Regions from separate parts of the Mus musculus genome. Here region 2 is linked to region 1. The links are chromatin loops, found by intact Hi-C in ENCODE. Cell type or tissue: heart. All regions are shown on one strand. Each heading gives the region's core, and the rest is flanking DNA. Links, peaks and the distances in the headings are about the cores only.

What was found. A loop is a pair of places that touch in the nucleus more often than their neighbours do. Peaks named below come from ENCODE experiments on the same cell type or tissue, not always from the same donor. Only the 100,000 strongest peaks of a DNase experiment are listed, where the experiment ranks them.
Region 2: it touches region 1 in a loop (6-fold over the local background); 8 of 42 quality-filtered maps call a loop at or near these places.

What each region holds. Positions count from the first base shown.
Region 1 is chr1:134,102,776-134,110,766 of GRCm38, reverse strand. It overlaps the pseudogene Gm8618. Among named protein-coding and RNA genes, the nearest start is that of Chit1, 4.5 kb to the left of the region's middle. In heart, for the core only: a CTCF peak has its summit at 3,800 (motif pointing right); DNase peaks (open chromatin) are centred at 2,706, 3,896 and 5,196; H3K27ac peaks cover 566 bases; H3K27me3 peaks cover 421 bases.
Region 2 is chr1:133,958,095-133,966,085 of GRCm38, reverse strand. No RefSeq gene overlaps it. Among named protein-coding and RNA genes, the nearest start is that of Bmncr, 15 kb to the left of the region's middle. In heart, for the core only: a CTCF peak has its summit at 4,232 (motif pointing left); a DNase peak (open chromatin) is centred at 4,135; H3K4me3 peaks cover 656 bases; H3K27ac peaks cover 1,119 bases.

The sequences.
Region 1 (7,991 bases), core at 1,305-6,304:
CTATTTTTTTTTTAAAGCTTGCTACAAGCCATATGTTGCTACGTCCTGAGTATGCCACCCCATCCAGCTCACGGTTACCATATCTCTTGACTACAGCAAGAGGCCAGGCAGGGTAGCTGACAGGCAGGGCAGCTGACTGACATCATCTAGGCGTGAGTAGGCACACACTATTGTTTGCTCAATAGGAGAAGCACCCAATGGCACAATGATTTCCATCCTTAAGCAGAGATGGCTGTAATGTTTCTCATGCAATAGCTGATGAAGGTACAGAGGAACACAGAGGGACTCAAACCCACATACTATGGTAGGGGAGTGTGGGCATAAGAACCCTCAGACTCAAATCCCCAACACACACACACACACACACACACACACACACACACACACACACACACAGAGCAGCTAGGTAGTTTTAGACTTGTCCTTGACTTCATAGTCATATGGCCAACCGTGTGTGTGGGGGGTGGTGAATCTCAAAGAAACAAACTAAAAAGAAGAAACTGCCCTGATACATTCATTTGCTGCTAATTGGACAAACCCAGTCACATGACCATACCTAAGTGGATGGAAGTCTGGGAAATGTAGTCCTCCAGGGTTTTGTGTGTGTGTGTGTGTGTGTGTGTGTGTGTGTGTGTGTGTGTGGTGGGGAATACTGGAAGATGTATGTATCTTACCATGAGAAGACTGTTAACTGGAGCCTCAGAAGCACAGTACGTACAGTACGTAGTGGAGTCTGGAACATACATACACAACACCCACCTCCACCCACCCACCCACCCTCACTCACCCCCAGCCCCTCTTCTTCCAAACCCAGATAGTCTGGGATGTGCGATGACTTCTCTTGAGCCACCATGACCATTCCCATCGTCATACTCTTACTTTTAACCCCACCAGACTCCCAGAATCAGCTAGAAACTTTTTTTTTTCAGAATATGAAAATTTATTCCTATGTTTCCATTGTCAAATTTTATGATCTTGGCCGTTCTTTCTTGCCTTTGTATAGAGCCAACAGAGAAACATTGGCTACTTTAACCACCTTAAAGCGGACTCCAGGAACATCACCTACAGCATGACCTTTTCGACCAAATCCAGCAACCGGAACTTCATCATTTTCCTCAATGAAGTTCAGGCAGCCATCATTGGGCACGAACGCTGTGATCTTCTTGCCGTTTTTAATGAGCTGCACCCTGACGCGCTTCCTGATGGCAGAATTTGGCTGTTTGACCTCAACCCCTACTTTTTCCAGCACAATTCCCTTTGCATGAGAGGCGCCCCCAAACGGATTGGCCTTCAGGGCTGTGCCCAAGTGGGCTTTCTTGTACTGTCTATCATGCCACTTCTGGTCCTGTCGGTGACTGCGGAGCTTCCGGGCAGTTCGGAGACCACGACACTTGCCCATCTTGCGGGCGCCACGGGCCTAAGAGAAAGCTTTTTTGTTTTTTGTTTTTGTTTGTTTGTTTGTTTTTTTCTAGACAGGGTTTCTCTGTGTAGCCCTGGCTGTCCTGGAACTCACATTGTAGACCAGGCTGGCCTCCAACTCAGAAATCTGCCTGCCTCTGCCTCCCAAGTGCTGGGATTAAAGGTGTGTGCCACCACGCCCGGCTCTAGAAACTTCTTATGAGGGCTGATTGGGAATCTAGAGAACAGATACCCTCCACCCCTTATAAGGACCTGTAACTAAGTCTACTTAACAGATCCTGAGGCAGGCTACCCTGGTGAATCCACTGTGCTGAGATGCTCTCAGAAGGGTCTCAGGCATCTGAAAGCCAGCCAGGGGCAGAAGCCGAGAGTGGAGTATATTGTGCACTCTCGGCTCAGAGCCGGCTCTTGGTGGGCATCAGAGTCTCACATGCGTCTATTAAAGATTTCCAGAGGCAGACATCAACCTTTGGCCAGACAATCCTTGTTCACAAGTTTAGAGTAGAGCCCAGAAATCTTTCTTAGGTCATATCTTCTTCAACATTTATTTGAAGTTGTACATTTTTCTGGTTTACTTCCAAAGGGAGCCCCTCCCCCTCTCTGATAAAATTAAGACTCTGGCAAAATATCCTGTTTATCCTTTATGGACCCTGGTTTTTGACATAGTACTCACATTCCTCCATGTCACTGTGCTGATGCATTCGGTTTCTATACAACGCTAGGCCGTAAGGACTATTTTCCTGACTGACAATATGTCGGGAAACAGAGGTTCAGAGATGGAGCTCTGGCTGCCCAAAATAACACTGATCTGCTGAAGTGGGACCCGGGTCCCAGGCAATGGCTTCAGATCCTTGTCCTGTAATCACTGGGCTGCATCTTCCCCGGGTTCCCTGGGTGTCAGGTTGATCTATTCTAGGGTGGCTCTTGACTATACGAGAGAACCAAGGAGGAAAGGTGACCAAAAGAAACCCTCTCCTAGGTGACAACAGGAGCCTTGAGGATTGCGTGTCACTCACTCCAGCAGACACACAGCCTACAAAGGTCCCTGGAGAGGTAATATGACGTCCCAACTTGGAGCCCATGCTGCAGGTAGCCAGGACTAGATAGGAGTGGGGAGAGCCAGCCCCTAACTCAGTCAAAGCACTTACTGATGATGAAGGTCCAGCGAGCAGAGACCAAACAGCCAGTCCCATGAAAAGCAGCACGTGTGCTCTGTCCCGACTGTGTGAGACACGAGCGGCCTCATGGCCCTGGGCATGCTGAGCACAGAGGGAAGGTGCCCAGGAGTCCCCTGGTAAAGACAGGCCTGGCCCACGCTCTCTGAGGAGATTCTACGTGACCTCCAGCCATGCCCTGGGTATGTGATATGCACTTCAGTGCTCCCTGGTCATCTGGGGTGCCCCCCAACCCCACTGCCCTTGGATGGAAGCTTCTTCATGGGAGAGATGTCACAACCTCTTGTCCCAGACTTAAGTACCCCCTACAGGCCCTTGGTCTGTTAGGGGCTTTTTCTGTGGATTCCTGTCTCCACCCACCTCATGAGTAGTCAGTCAGCAATGATCGATGTCTGCTCACCTCAGCTGTTCCTGGCAGAATGGGATTGGAATAGGGAAATGGTTCAGAGCTGGCCGGGATGGGGTGGAATTAAGAAGGGAGTTGGTGCAAGTGAGATGGTTTAGTAGATAAAGATGCCTAAGGTAACCTGATGACGAGTTTGATACTTGGGGCCCACATGGCAGAAAGGACTTTGGGACCCGCACGACGGAAGTAGAGAACCAAAGTTTTCTCTGACCCCTCGCCCTTCCACTGTGTTATGTTTATGTGAGCGCACACATACAAACACGTACACTGTAAATAAACTAAAATGAAAAGTGCCGGGGAGTAGGGCTATGGTTCGGTGAGTAACCTGAACTTGAAGGCATTTGCTTACCAAGCCTGAAAACTTGAGATGAATTCCCAGGGTCCATGGTGAGAAGAGAGAATTGGCTCCAAGTGTTGTCTTCTGGTCCTCACAGATATGTGCAAACAAATAAATAATAGTGGTGTTGGTGGTGGTAGTGGTGGAGGTGATGATGATGGTGATGGTGATGGTGATGATGATAACTTTTAAATGAAAAGAGGAGTGTTGGCTGATAGGGCAAGATCTGGAAGGAGGCTGACACATGAGCTGCCTGTAACTCTCTGTGAGCACTTTGAACACCAGCATCTCTTTCATACAGCAGAGAGAGGACGCCTAACTTTGGAAGGATGGGCAGAACTCACTGTTGCCTCCTAAAATAAAAAGAAAGAGATCACTGGGCGCCTACATCCTTCATCTTCTCCATAGAGTGAGACTTTTCCCAGCTTTTAATGGGCCCATCTTGGGGTATGTTCTCAAAGTGACCAGCAGGGGGAGGAAGACCTCCATTTTGGTCCCAAGCGGCACTTGATGGGGAGGGACCTGTCTGAATAGGTACGCTCCAGGCCAGGTGTGACTCAGCCCAGAAAAGGAACCTGTCGTTCCAAGAAGTCTGAACTGAGCCTGGATGTTTATTTATAAAGACAATCACTATTTCCCACTCTGACTTCCTCTGAGAGTGTTTGTGATTGGGAGTCTCTCTCTCTCTCTCTCTCTCTCTCTCTCTCTCTCTGTGTGTGTGTGTGTGTGTGTGTGTGTGTGTGTGTGTGTGTGCATGTATAACCCTGTCTGTGTGCAGGGGAGTCAGCCTAAATCCTGGACTCTGGCTGTGACCACCAGGATGATCCCAAATCTTGGAGAAGGGAACTGTGGAGTCAGGGCCAGGTCCCCTTCTGCAGAGACAGAGAACATGTGCGCAGATACCTTCTGCAGGAGAGGGATCTATGAATGATTCCCATGAGGGACATTCATCTAGGATGGGCATAATCTGAGAGGCAGGCAAGAAAGGTTGACCAGGCCCCTCTCCACTGCTTTTTTGCCCCTCCTGAACCCATCCCCTCTCCCTGGACACTGACGGAAGGGTCATCTTGAATTCCTCTTCAAAATGGGGCATGGGCAGGAACCTATAGAACAAGAGGTCATTGAACCATAACCCTGTGGAAGAAAAGCCCTGGAGGAAGTCCTGACCAGGGTCAGGTGTTGGAGAGGATCAGTCCAGTGGCCTCCAGAGGAGGTGATGTAACCCAGACCTTCACCCTTTACCCTGTGTCCAAGCAGGTGACAGGAGATGGCTACACTATTACTCCTGTCCTTCAGGGTCTGGTGGCTCACATGGTAGGCCTGATAATTCAGGGCTTTACAGTTTGCCATAATTTTGAACATAAACTGATTTTGCAAGGAAGAGCAGAAAGGTGAGCTCAGAGAAACTTGTGTAAACAACCAGTGCACTGCCCACACCTGTAGATTTAAATTCTCAGGTCGAGCCTAAACTAGTTCCTTAAGTGGCCTCTGCCCCTCCCTCTGCTGTCCCAACTTCCTGAGGAACAGCAGGTCGGGTCTTGGCTTAATAACTCTGTAGCTTGTTTTGTTTCCACCTTCAGATTACACTACCTGGCTAACATCTACAGGCTTGGCTCTCAGGCAACCACATATGCAGGAGACAGGTGTACAACAGACTGCTACTGTAATCCCGTGTGGTGAGTGTGCAAATATGTCTAAAAGGCTGGTGTAGGGAGAGTGTATAAGTGTGTGCACACAGGCTGGGTGCTGGGGATGAAACCCTGAGACTACACCCTGTCCTACATCATAGCCTGGGGTGCTGGGCATTTGTCAGCTTAGGGCATCCATTCTTCCCAGGGAGGCCCAGCAAGGCAGAGGGAAGGGCTTCCAGGAGGGTCACTTCACACATGAGAGGTGTGTGATGTGTGTGGGAGATCGGGGAAAGGTGCCTTAACTCTGCCGCATCTAAGTCCTCAGCACTGCGCACACAGCAGCTGCTCAAGCCCCCACCTTCTTTCCCTGATTGATGGAGACATCAGTCACTAAACACTTCAGACACCTTGACAGAACAAAAGAGAGGATATGCGTTGAACAGCCCTGAGAGCACAGTGTCCAAATCATCGTGGCTCTCATCGTTGGCAGGTACTAGGTGGTTTCCATGTCCCCAGATGGCAGGTTTACAGTCACTGTCTCCAAGCAGATCCTGGTCAATGCTAGTCCCTGCCGCAGACCACTTCTGCTTTCCTGAGTGCTCCTCTCCTCTCCTCTCCTCTCCTCTCCTCTCCTCTCCTCTCCTCTCCTCTCCTCTCCTCTCCTCTCCTCTCCTCTCCCCACGATGAAGCGCCCACTGGGCACAGTGTCCTCAGAGGATGTCAAAGGCGTGGAGAAGATCTGAAGATGCCTCTCAGCCTTCACCACACACCTTTCCTGATGTGCTGTCATCCAAGAAGATAGGCTTCCAAAGCCAGTGCCTGCGACAGCACCCTACTGTGTGTGACCTTGGTGCACTCTAGGACTGTGAGTTCTGAGTTCCAAATCTGTTGGCTGCAGCTCTCTAGCCATGCAGTTGCAGAGACAATTGCGGGAGAAATGGCAAGCCTCACCATGTTGCTCAGGCTAGCCTCCAACCCCAGGGCTTAAGCCATTCTCTTACCTTAGCCTGACAAGTAGCTGGGCATGCCATAGCCATAGCAAGAGAGGATTACAGCGCAAGCATGAGGCATGCCTGTGCCTGGGAGGCAGCATGTATGCACATGTACACAGACACATATTTGTAATTAAATGGTGATTATGATGGTGTGTGTGTGTGTGTGTGTGTGTGTGTGTGTGTGTGTGTGCATGCAGGTCTTCCAGTGTCAAACTGAGTTTATGGAGGTCAGAGAACAACCTATAGAAATCAGCTGGGATTGAATGCAAGCCATGAGGCTTGCAATACACAACTTGACCTGCTGAACCATTTCACCAGTCACCACCACTCCTCAGTGTAAAAAGAAAAATTCAATGTCTTTGTGTCTGTCTGTCTCTTTCCTTCCACTACTAGGATTCAAAGGATAAAGGTTCATGGAATCAGACATGGTAAAGTCACCCTGCCCTCCTTCTCTATCTCTACCCAGAATGGACCTGGGACCACTGGCTAGGGTTCCCCTCCCAACCCACTGTGGAGTCAGCTTATCCTTAACAGGCTCTTAAAGTGAAATGTTTGCTTGGATGTCCTAAGTGGGCCCAGGATATGACAATTACATTCCTGCCCGCCTCCCCCATAGCCTTCTGGGTAATGCTATTGCTGCTGCGACAAAGGCAGCTCAGGAGCCAAGAGGCAGAGGCAGAGGCAGAGGCAGAGCCAGAGCCAGAGCCAGAGCCAGAGTCAATGCCCTCAGGGTGCAGAGACTCCAGCCAAAGCCTGTCTGAATGTATTTATAGACCATCACACACATGCACACAAGCTGGGGGAGAGCACTGTGTATTTCCTGGAAGCATGCGCTCACTCTCTCTGTTATAGAAGATCTTCTGGGAAGGGCATTGTCTACAGGGAAAGGGGCCTCTCTGCCCTCGTGTCTGCCCTCCACGGAAGGAGAGTTCTTTGGGAAACTCAGGCCTGACACCTCACACTCTCCCATCCCCACCCCATTGTACCTTCAGAACCTGTAGTGGCTCCCTGGCCTCTGACTGCTGGCTCCAGGCCTGCCCATGTTCTTTCCAACCCAAATGCTGGGTTCACCCCTCTGAGTGGCTGGGCCATCCAGGGATGTTTGCCCAAATCTTATCTTGTGCAAAGCCTACTCCATCTCCACTTGGTACATCCTTCCAAATGTCTTCTCTCTCCTCCCCACCGTGGGCATGTGGCCTGTCTCTTCATCATCTCTAAGGCCCCATCTGTTTACCTAATATTATTTTTCATTACCTGGATCTCCTTCTCCAAACCATGCTTTTCAGGGTCAAAAACTGGACCTTACTCGTCTTGTGCTCCTACCTATGTACAGCCCAGTGACACAGAGCTGTTGTGCACAGGAGCAGGTGTGTGTGTGTGTGTGTGTGTGTGTGTGTGTGTGTGTTGGGGGGGGGGTACTCCAGGCTGTTCTCAGCAGAAGATTTGGCTTAAGCCAGGCCTAGTTATGGAATTTGCTAGCTAAGTGATTTTTCTCAAGCTCTCCAAAATGTGAGTTTTCCAATGTGCAAAGTGGGACATCAAAGTGACCCTTACATGATTAAGAGACTGCATGCCATGGGTCTCATGGACACACACTATCCTGTGGGGTTCCCTTTCAAAATAGCAGTGGGCTCCTGATTCCTGTTCAACAACAGCCCAACTCAAGTCACTGTCTATACTACCACTGTTTACCGATACCTCCCTGATCTCTGTCTGTCTTCACCCTTGTCCCACTTCATCTGTTCCCATCACAGCTGTCAGACACGATCCCTTAAGAATATGTCATGTGTTGTGACTCCTTCACACACTGAGAGAAAACGCCTGTGTCTTCACATGGCCCTGCTTTGTGATTTTCCTCTCTTGTTCTTCCATCTCCAGCCACACTGTTCTGGCCTGATGTCTTTCCACTGAATGCTTCTTATTAGAATCCTTCTGCCTTCCTACTTAGAGTCTTGAGTTCATGAGATGGTCTCTGCCTACCCAGACTAAACTCACCCCTGAGCCAAGCATAGTGGCAGATACCTTTAA
Region 2 (7,991 bases), core at 1,260-6,259, 140 kb after region 1:
TAAGGTGTGGAGCAGGCTCCAAGCTAGAGTCCACGTTCTGAAGTACATATGTGACTAGTATATGGAAGCTTCTAGAAATCCTCTCTGGACCAGCAGTGGAGGGATAGACTCTAGAGGTTGGGTTAGCCAGCAATCTGGGAGGGGCTTGGGCACAGATGGACACAGCTACTCTCTGTGGCCTCCACGGCCTGCCTCTGGTGTCATCTCTGTCCAGGAGGATGGCATAGGTAGGAAGGTGTTGAAACGCTTGCTCCCTGGATCCATCTTCTTGCTGTCCCCCAGCTTGTCAGGGCTAGAACATCGATGAAGTCAGTCTGAAAGTGGTGGGCACAGCCATAGGTGGTCCAGACTAAAGTAAATCAGCAATGCTTCCCTGTGGCCTGCCTCCCTTCCTCTCCTGACTCTCCAGTCCCCTTTCATGCCTTCCCACCTCCAGGAAGCAGAAAGGGAAAAGTCTGGGAGGAACGGTTGCCAGCCAGCACATCACTGGAAACAACAACAAAGTCCCCTTCTGATTTATGACATCCCCTCCAAGCCAGGAGTTTGGGGATTAAATGAAATCTTTGAGCCTTTCTTGTGGTAGCTCCGCACCGAGTTTGTCTGCCAGGCAGGCTGCCTCTGCCTGCCCTGGAATTTTTCAAGTCCACGCTAGCCCAGCTCTGGGAGGGGGTGGAGGGGATTGGACAAGCAGAGCTGGAAGCACCCATCCCTCTCACAGAGAGGTCTGAGGGTCTGCTGGGCACGTGTTAGAGGGACTGGGAATGGGAACTCCTCTGCATCACCTTGTTCCCCTAGCAGGGCTGGGTCTGACAGCCAGCAGAAGGCAGACCCAGCCCTGCAGAGACTGCTGCAGGAGCTGAGGCTGCCCCTCAGAAGGCCTGAGGGAAAGGCTAAGTAATGTCCAAGAAAGATCAGCATGGTGTAGTAAGGGAACACTGAGCCCTAAAGACCAAGACAGCACAGCAGGTTTGGATGGACAGGCGATGTTATGTGACTTTGAACAAATAATTTGTCTCCTGGTCTTAGTTTCTCAGCTTAAGTGAGGGCTCGGGCCAGGGTTCCTCACACTGCTTCCATCTGTAAACGTGGTTTTTAATCAGAATCTGCCTCCTGGTTGCTTTGTAGCCTCACTTCCTGCTTGGTGCTCTGGATCTGGTGTAATCTCCAGGTGTGACACATCTGCTCCTGTAGCCCACCCACTCGTGAGGCCAGAGACTGGAAGTGCTGCTTGACACCAGCCTTTCACCAAGTCTAACCAGTGAGTAATCCACTAATGAACTAAAGAAAGGATTTCTTACTAAACTTACCGTATACCTGGCATGGTGTTTAACTGGCAATGCAGTTACACAAAGAAACTCAGGCTTCACCACCATTCAAGAAGCTCACAGGAGCTTACAAAGGAGGCTTCCAAATATAACCGGAAGTCATCAGAGCTCTACTGGGGCATGGAAGCACTTGGGAGTCGAGCCCTCTTCAGCCTGCCTCTTCCAGTTAGAGAGCTGGAAGAACAATTTGTGTGAGTGGAGACTGAGGTAGTTTAGGACTGTGTAGAGTCTTCTCCCTTTGGATTCTTGCTGCTTTCTCTCTGTTGAAGTTTCAAGCAGCCATTTCTGTTGTGTGGTCACTTTAAGAACAATGGCTTATGCTGTAAGATCAAGAATTGACAGCCGGGCGTGGTGCCATACGCCTTTAATCCCAGCACTTGGGAGGCAGAGGCAGGCGGATTTCTGAGTTCGAGACCAGCCTGGTCTACAGACTGAGTTCCAGGACAGCCAGGGCTACACAGAGAAACCCTGTCTCGAGATCCCCCCCCCCCCCGCCAAAAAAAAAAAAAGAACTGACAAATGGGACCTCGTAAAATTGCAAAGTTTCTATAAGGCAAAGGACATTGTCAATAAAACAAAAAGGCAACCAACAGATAGGGAAAAGATCTTTACCAATCCTAAATCCGATAAAAGGCTAATATTCAATATATACAAAGAACTCAAGAAGTTAGACTCCAGAGAAACAAATAACCCTATTAAAAATGGGGTACAGAGCTAAACAAAGACTTCTCAATTGAGGAATACTGAATGGCTTAGAAGCACCTAAAAAACGTTCAACATCCTTACATCAGGGCAATGCAAATCAAAACAACCCTGAGATTCCATCTCACACCAGTCAGAATGGCTAGGATCAAAAACTCAGGTGACAGCAGATGCTGGCGAGAATATGGAGAAAGAGAAACACTCATCCATTGCTGGTGGGATTGCAAGCTTGTACAACCACTCTGGAAATCAGTTTGGCTGTTCAATTTTCTGAGGATCCAGCAATTCCACTCCTGGGCATATAGCCAGAAAATGCTCCAACTTGTAATAAGGACACATGCTTCACTATGTTCATAGCAGCCTTATTTATAATAGCCAGAAGCTGGAAAGAACCCAGATGTCCTTCAACAGGGGAATGGATACAGAAAATGTGGTACATTTATACAATGGAGTACTACTCAGCTATTAAAAACAATGAATTTAGCTGGGCAGTGGTGGCACACGCCTTTAATCCCAACACTTGGGAGGCAGAGGCAGGTGGATTTCTGAGTTTGAGGCTAACCTGGTCTACAGAGTGAGTTCCAGGGCAGCCAGGGCTACACAGAGAAACCCTGTCTTGAAAAAAAAAAAGGAAAAAACAACGAATTTATGAAATTCTTAGGCAAGTGGATGGATCTGGAGGATATCACCCTGAGTGAGATAACCCAATCACAAAAGAACACACATGATATGTACTCACTGATAAGTGTATAGTAGACCAGAAGCTGGGAATACCCAAGATAAAATTTGCAAAACACCTGAAACTCAAGAAGAAGGAAGACCAAAGTGTGAATACTTCGATCTTTCTTAGTAGGGAGAAACAAAATACCTATGGAAGGAGTTACAGAGACAAAGTGTGGAGCAGAGACTAAAGGAACGACCATCCAGAAACTGCCCCATCTGGGGATCTATCCCATATACAACTACTAAACCAAGAAATTATTGTGGATGCCAACAAGAGCTTGCTGACAGGAGCCTGATATAGCTGTCTCCTGAGAGGCTCTGCCAGTGTCTGGCAACTACAGAGGTGGATGCTCGCAGCCATCCACTGGACTGAGCACAGGGTCCCTAATGGAGGAGCTAGAGAAAGGAGCCACGGAGCTGAAGGAGTTTGCAGCCCCATATGAGGAACAACAATATGAACTAACCAGTTCCCCCAGAGCTCCCTGGGACTAAACCACCAACCAAAGAAAACACATGGTGGGACTCATGGCTCTAGCTGTATATGTAGCAGAGCATGGCCTAGTCGGTCATCAATGGAACGGGATGCCCTTGGTCCTGTGAAGCTTCTATGCCCCAGTATAGGAGAATGCCAGGGCCAGAAAGGGGGAGTGGGTGGGTTGGTGAGCAGGGGAAGTGGGGAGGGGGGATGGGATACCAGGAAAGGGGATAACATTTGAAATGTAAATAAAGAAAATATCTTAAAAAAAAAAGAGCGGAGAAGTTCTTTGATCAGGTAGGATCTAGGCATGTGTGTGAGCCTTCTACCTTTCCTCCAAGAAGTCTTCTTGGACAGCCTCATTTCATTCACTCAAGCATTCATTCATTCAACAAATACTGAGCTTCTCTCCCTCATCATAGGACCAGTGAGGCAGCAGGCACTGGATGTGATTTAGCAGGTGATGCCCCGAATCCTGCAGCCAATGGGCTCCAGTGGCACAGACCCTCAGTAGCATCTCTTCTGAGTCCCTTGATGCACCCACCTGCTCAGGCTCTGAAGTGTGCACCTTGTGGGTCCATGGCCCCATAGGCAGACATCAGGGCTCCTTCAGTGTCACTTTCTGGGTGGCTGCCACAGTGCTGGGCACTTGTAAGTACTCAGTGAATGTCTAGATATGTGTGGCTTCCCAAGAGCGTCGAGTTAAGCAGGAAGTTCCCCAGCTTTTCCCAGTCCCAGCACAGCCTTCCACCAAGGAGGGATGCAGAAACCGAACAGAGACCTTTGGAATGAAGAGGACAGGAAAGGCCTGGGCTGGCTGCCAGCCCCGGATGCCTCTGGACAAGCAGGGGTCCTCGGTCCTCTGTGTTCTGGAATGTGAGAGGCGCTTGCCAGGGAATCTTAAAAACAAAGTGACTCCTCCCCAAACCTTTGCTCCTCACCCTGGACAGAGCCACGCTGGCAGAGCCGGTTGGACCTTCCTCACAGTGCACGGGTGCCCCTTGGTGGACAAAAAGCCGGCCCCGCTCATGATTCCTGAGGACTGGTGAGCCATTAAAAAGGAGGATTCTGAAGCCATTGTCCCCACAGCCTATCAGCGGACCCTCCATGGCATGAGTCTAAGTCCGCACCAGAGCACTTTCTCTGACGTGTGGCTGGAGCCACGGGCCTGGATTCTTGGCTGACCGCACAGTACGCTTACTGTCAGTGTCGGCTGACCTCACATCAGGCCAGCCTGAGCCTCCGTGTCACTCCCCTCCAAATTAAGAACTGTGACACAATGCATTTGAGGCAGCTGTTTTTTAATCAGATGAGGTCTGGGCATGTATATGATCCTTCCCCTCTGGCAGGGACTGTGCCAAGCTATCTGCCATACCTGAAGGTCCCAGACTCTGTCAACCGCCCTGGGCAGGCAAGAAGGGCAGAATGAGGGCAGCAAAGCTTTTCAGCTTGTGTCATGGGGATAAGATAGAAGGTTAGAGGAGGCAGGACCCTGGGGTGCTGTAGAACTTGGGAGCACCCACTGTTCTTTTTTCTTTCTTTCTTTCTTTCTTTCTTTCTTTCTTTCTTTCTTTCTTTCTTTCTTTCTTTCTTTCTTCCTTCCTTCCTTCCTTCCTTCCTTCCTTCCTTTCTTTCTTTCTTTCTTTCTTTCTTTCTTTCTTTCTTTCTTTCTTATTTCACAGCAAATAACAGGCTATGTGTGAGGCTTCTGACTACCCCACCCCCACCCCCATACCCCATAGAAAGTCCTGTCCCTGTGACTGATCCTGGGCTCTTGGCTGGCTCCTCCCTTCTTAAAAGGCAAGCCTCCTGGGGAACACTGTCAAGCTCCCCTGCTCAGAGTTGAGCCAAAGGTAGAAATGGATGTTCAGGGGCCATAGGCAGCCACAGAGGCAGGAATTGGGCATGGAAAAGGTCAGGTGGCCAGAGACGCGAGGCTGGAGTAGGGGTAGTTGGAGGGATGGCAGCATGAGGAGCTGTCTACTCCTGGGACAGTGAGGGTACTAGCATTCCCGGGGTGCTGTGAGGTGGTGTTGTGCAGGCTTTCCCACCTTATTTCCTTAAGCCTTTATTACAGTGGGGACCGTACCTTCTGTGTTTTGTTTGGTTAAGATTTATTTATTATTATTTGTTTGTATGTGTGTGTATCTGTGTGTGTATGTGTGTGTGTGTGTGTGTGTGTGTGTGTGTATCTGTGTGTGTGTGAGTGTGTGGTGTGTAAATGTCCAAGGGGCATGCATGCCCTGGAGCTGGAATTACAAATGGCTGTTAGCTGCCTGGTGTGGGTGCTACCAACCAAACCCAGCTCCTCTGGGAGAGCAAGTGTTTGTAACCACTGAGCCATCTCTGTAGTGGGACCCTGTCCTGCTCAATAGCAAACGGAGCCAACGTAAGGGAGTCTAAGCACCTTGATTTAAGCACCACGGCAAAGCGGTGGTGTGTGCATTTGAACTCAGGTCTGCCCATCAGATTCCACTTGGTTCCTTAACCCTCAACCAGCAGTTCATCTAAGAGTAACGAGGCTGAAGCCGTGGAGACATGGAACTTGAGGTCCAGATGTCTGGAAGCTTAGGGTTGAACTAGGCCTACCCGCCTCTAATAGAAGTTAGATTTCAGTTAGAATACTGCCATGTCTTAATTAGACAGTCAATTGATTTTGAGGGGAAGTTAAGGAACCAACAACCCCCGCCCCCTTACTCTTGTCTCTCTTCTTCCATCCTTCCCTCCTTCCCTCTGACATGATTCATGGAGCGACAACAACTTGTATGAAAAGGTGTTAAGTCTAAAACACAAACACGCTTAGGAGCCTGCAGCCCCCATTCTTGGAACTCACGATCCCTTGAGAAGCTCCAGGGAGCAGACGCAGCTGTTCACACCCCCCTCTCTCCATACAGTTTTCCCTCCCTGCCTTACTTCTGCACCCAGGCCCTGTCAGGCACAGTAAGCTCCCATTTCTCCTTGAAGCCTCAGCGGCCTTAACTTGGAGACAGAAGGCCCAGTTCCTCCCTTCCCAGAGCCACCCTTGGGTCTGGCTGTAGGAGAGGCGGTGGTGAGCCTTGAACAAACAGGAATTGACATGTCTGAGCCTGTGGGCTCTACATCTGGACACAGCTGGACCTGGGGCAGCCCAAATTCTCCAGGTCATAGGTTACACCAAACTGACTTCCAGTCCTGGAACAAACGAACAGTTCCTTGGCTGCCGGCCTTTCTTTCTCATAGTTGCTGCTGGCCCAGCTAACCTCAGAGCCACCACACCCCATTCCTTCCATGCATCAGCACCAAAGCAATGCTGAGGGCTTAGGGCCAGTACCCAAGTCCAGTCCTAAAGCAGCCAGCCGGCTGCATCTCCCTTCCCATTGATTTCTCTATATACTGTATCGGGTCATTTCCCCATCCGTTCCAACCATACTCCCCTTCTCTTTCTTCTCTCCCTTTCTTTCTTGTTCTGGAGAGATGAGAAGGAAATGCATTGACAGGAGAGCCTAGGCAGGAGAGAAGATGGACACACTAAAAGGAATGATGTCCACCTCATGATAGCTGTCGCTCCAGTGAGCCCTTCCTCCAAAGCTTCCATGGAACTATTTCAAGGTGAACAGATCATACCTTCTAGATTATTCTGGTTAGCCCTGCTTCCAAACACTTTGTTCCACTGCCAAGCTGCAGTGGACTATGAGTAAACTGTCCTAATTTTGAGTTAGGAAATAAGGCTACATATCTCTTCCTCTTGACGAAGCTGGTATATTCAAACTGCATTACATATGTGTCATTCTGTACACATAGCAGGAACGCACATGGACGAACGGACACACACACACACACCAAACTAATAGATAGTACAGTGTCGTTAACTGCATTAGGGTCCACTCTGGACCTCTAAACATCATAGGTTTCTGCAGGTCCCTATCTGCTCCATATCTGCTGCCGTCTCAGTCTCAGCCTCATGAATAACTCTGTATCAGTAGCTAATGCAGCATAACAAATCGTGTCACCGACACTGAGAGAAAACTGCAATCATCATTTTTATTTGTTATTTCTATTGTGTGGCTGGGTGTGGCCTCTGGGTCTTGAGGTTGTACTTTAAAATGTCTCTGGGCTTGGGATGTAGCTCAATGGTAGGAAGCGCGCCTACCTGCGTGAAGGTGGAGGCAGGAGGAAGGGAAGGAGGGCCACAGTGTCTGACGGTGCGAGTGGGGCTGGGGCTGGCCGGCTCGGTTGGCAATTTGACCATGGGAGAAAGCCTCAGACCCTCTTCAGGAGGGTAAGGACCTTCTTGCAACATGGTGGCTGGGTACCAAAGCATTCAGACAGAGAAAGCCTGGGAAGGCTGGATGTTTTTTATGATCTGAAATATAGATGTCACCCTGTACCACTTCTGCTGTGCTCCCAGTGGGTGGAGCAAGCCCAGGCCTCACCAGTGAAAAGGAAAGAGAGTGTAAATCATGCCCCTCCATGGTAGGAGACTCTCATGGTGCTAAGACATGGGATCAAAATAAAGGTGTGGGGCTGGAGAGATGGCTCAGTGGTTAAGAGCACTGACTGCTCTTCCAAAGGTCCTGAGTTCAATTCCTGGCAACCACATGGTGGCTCACAACCATCTTGTCTTAGTCAGGGTTTCTATTCCTGCACAAACATCATAACCAAGAAGCAAGTTGGGGAGGAAAGGGTTTATTTGGCTTACACTTCCATGCTGCTGTTCATCACCAAAGGAAGTCAGGACTGGAACTCAAGCAGGTCAGGGAACAGGAGCTGATGCAGAGGTCATGGAG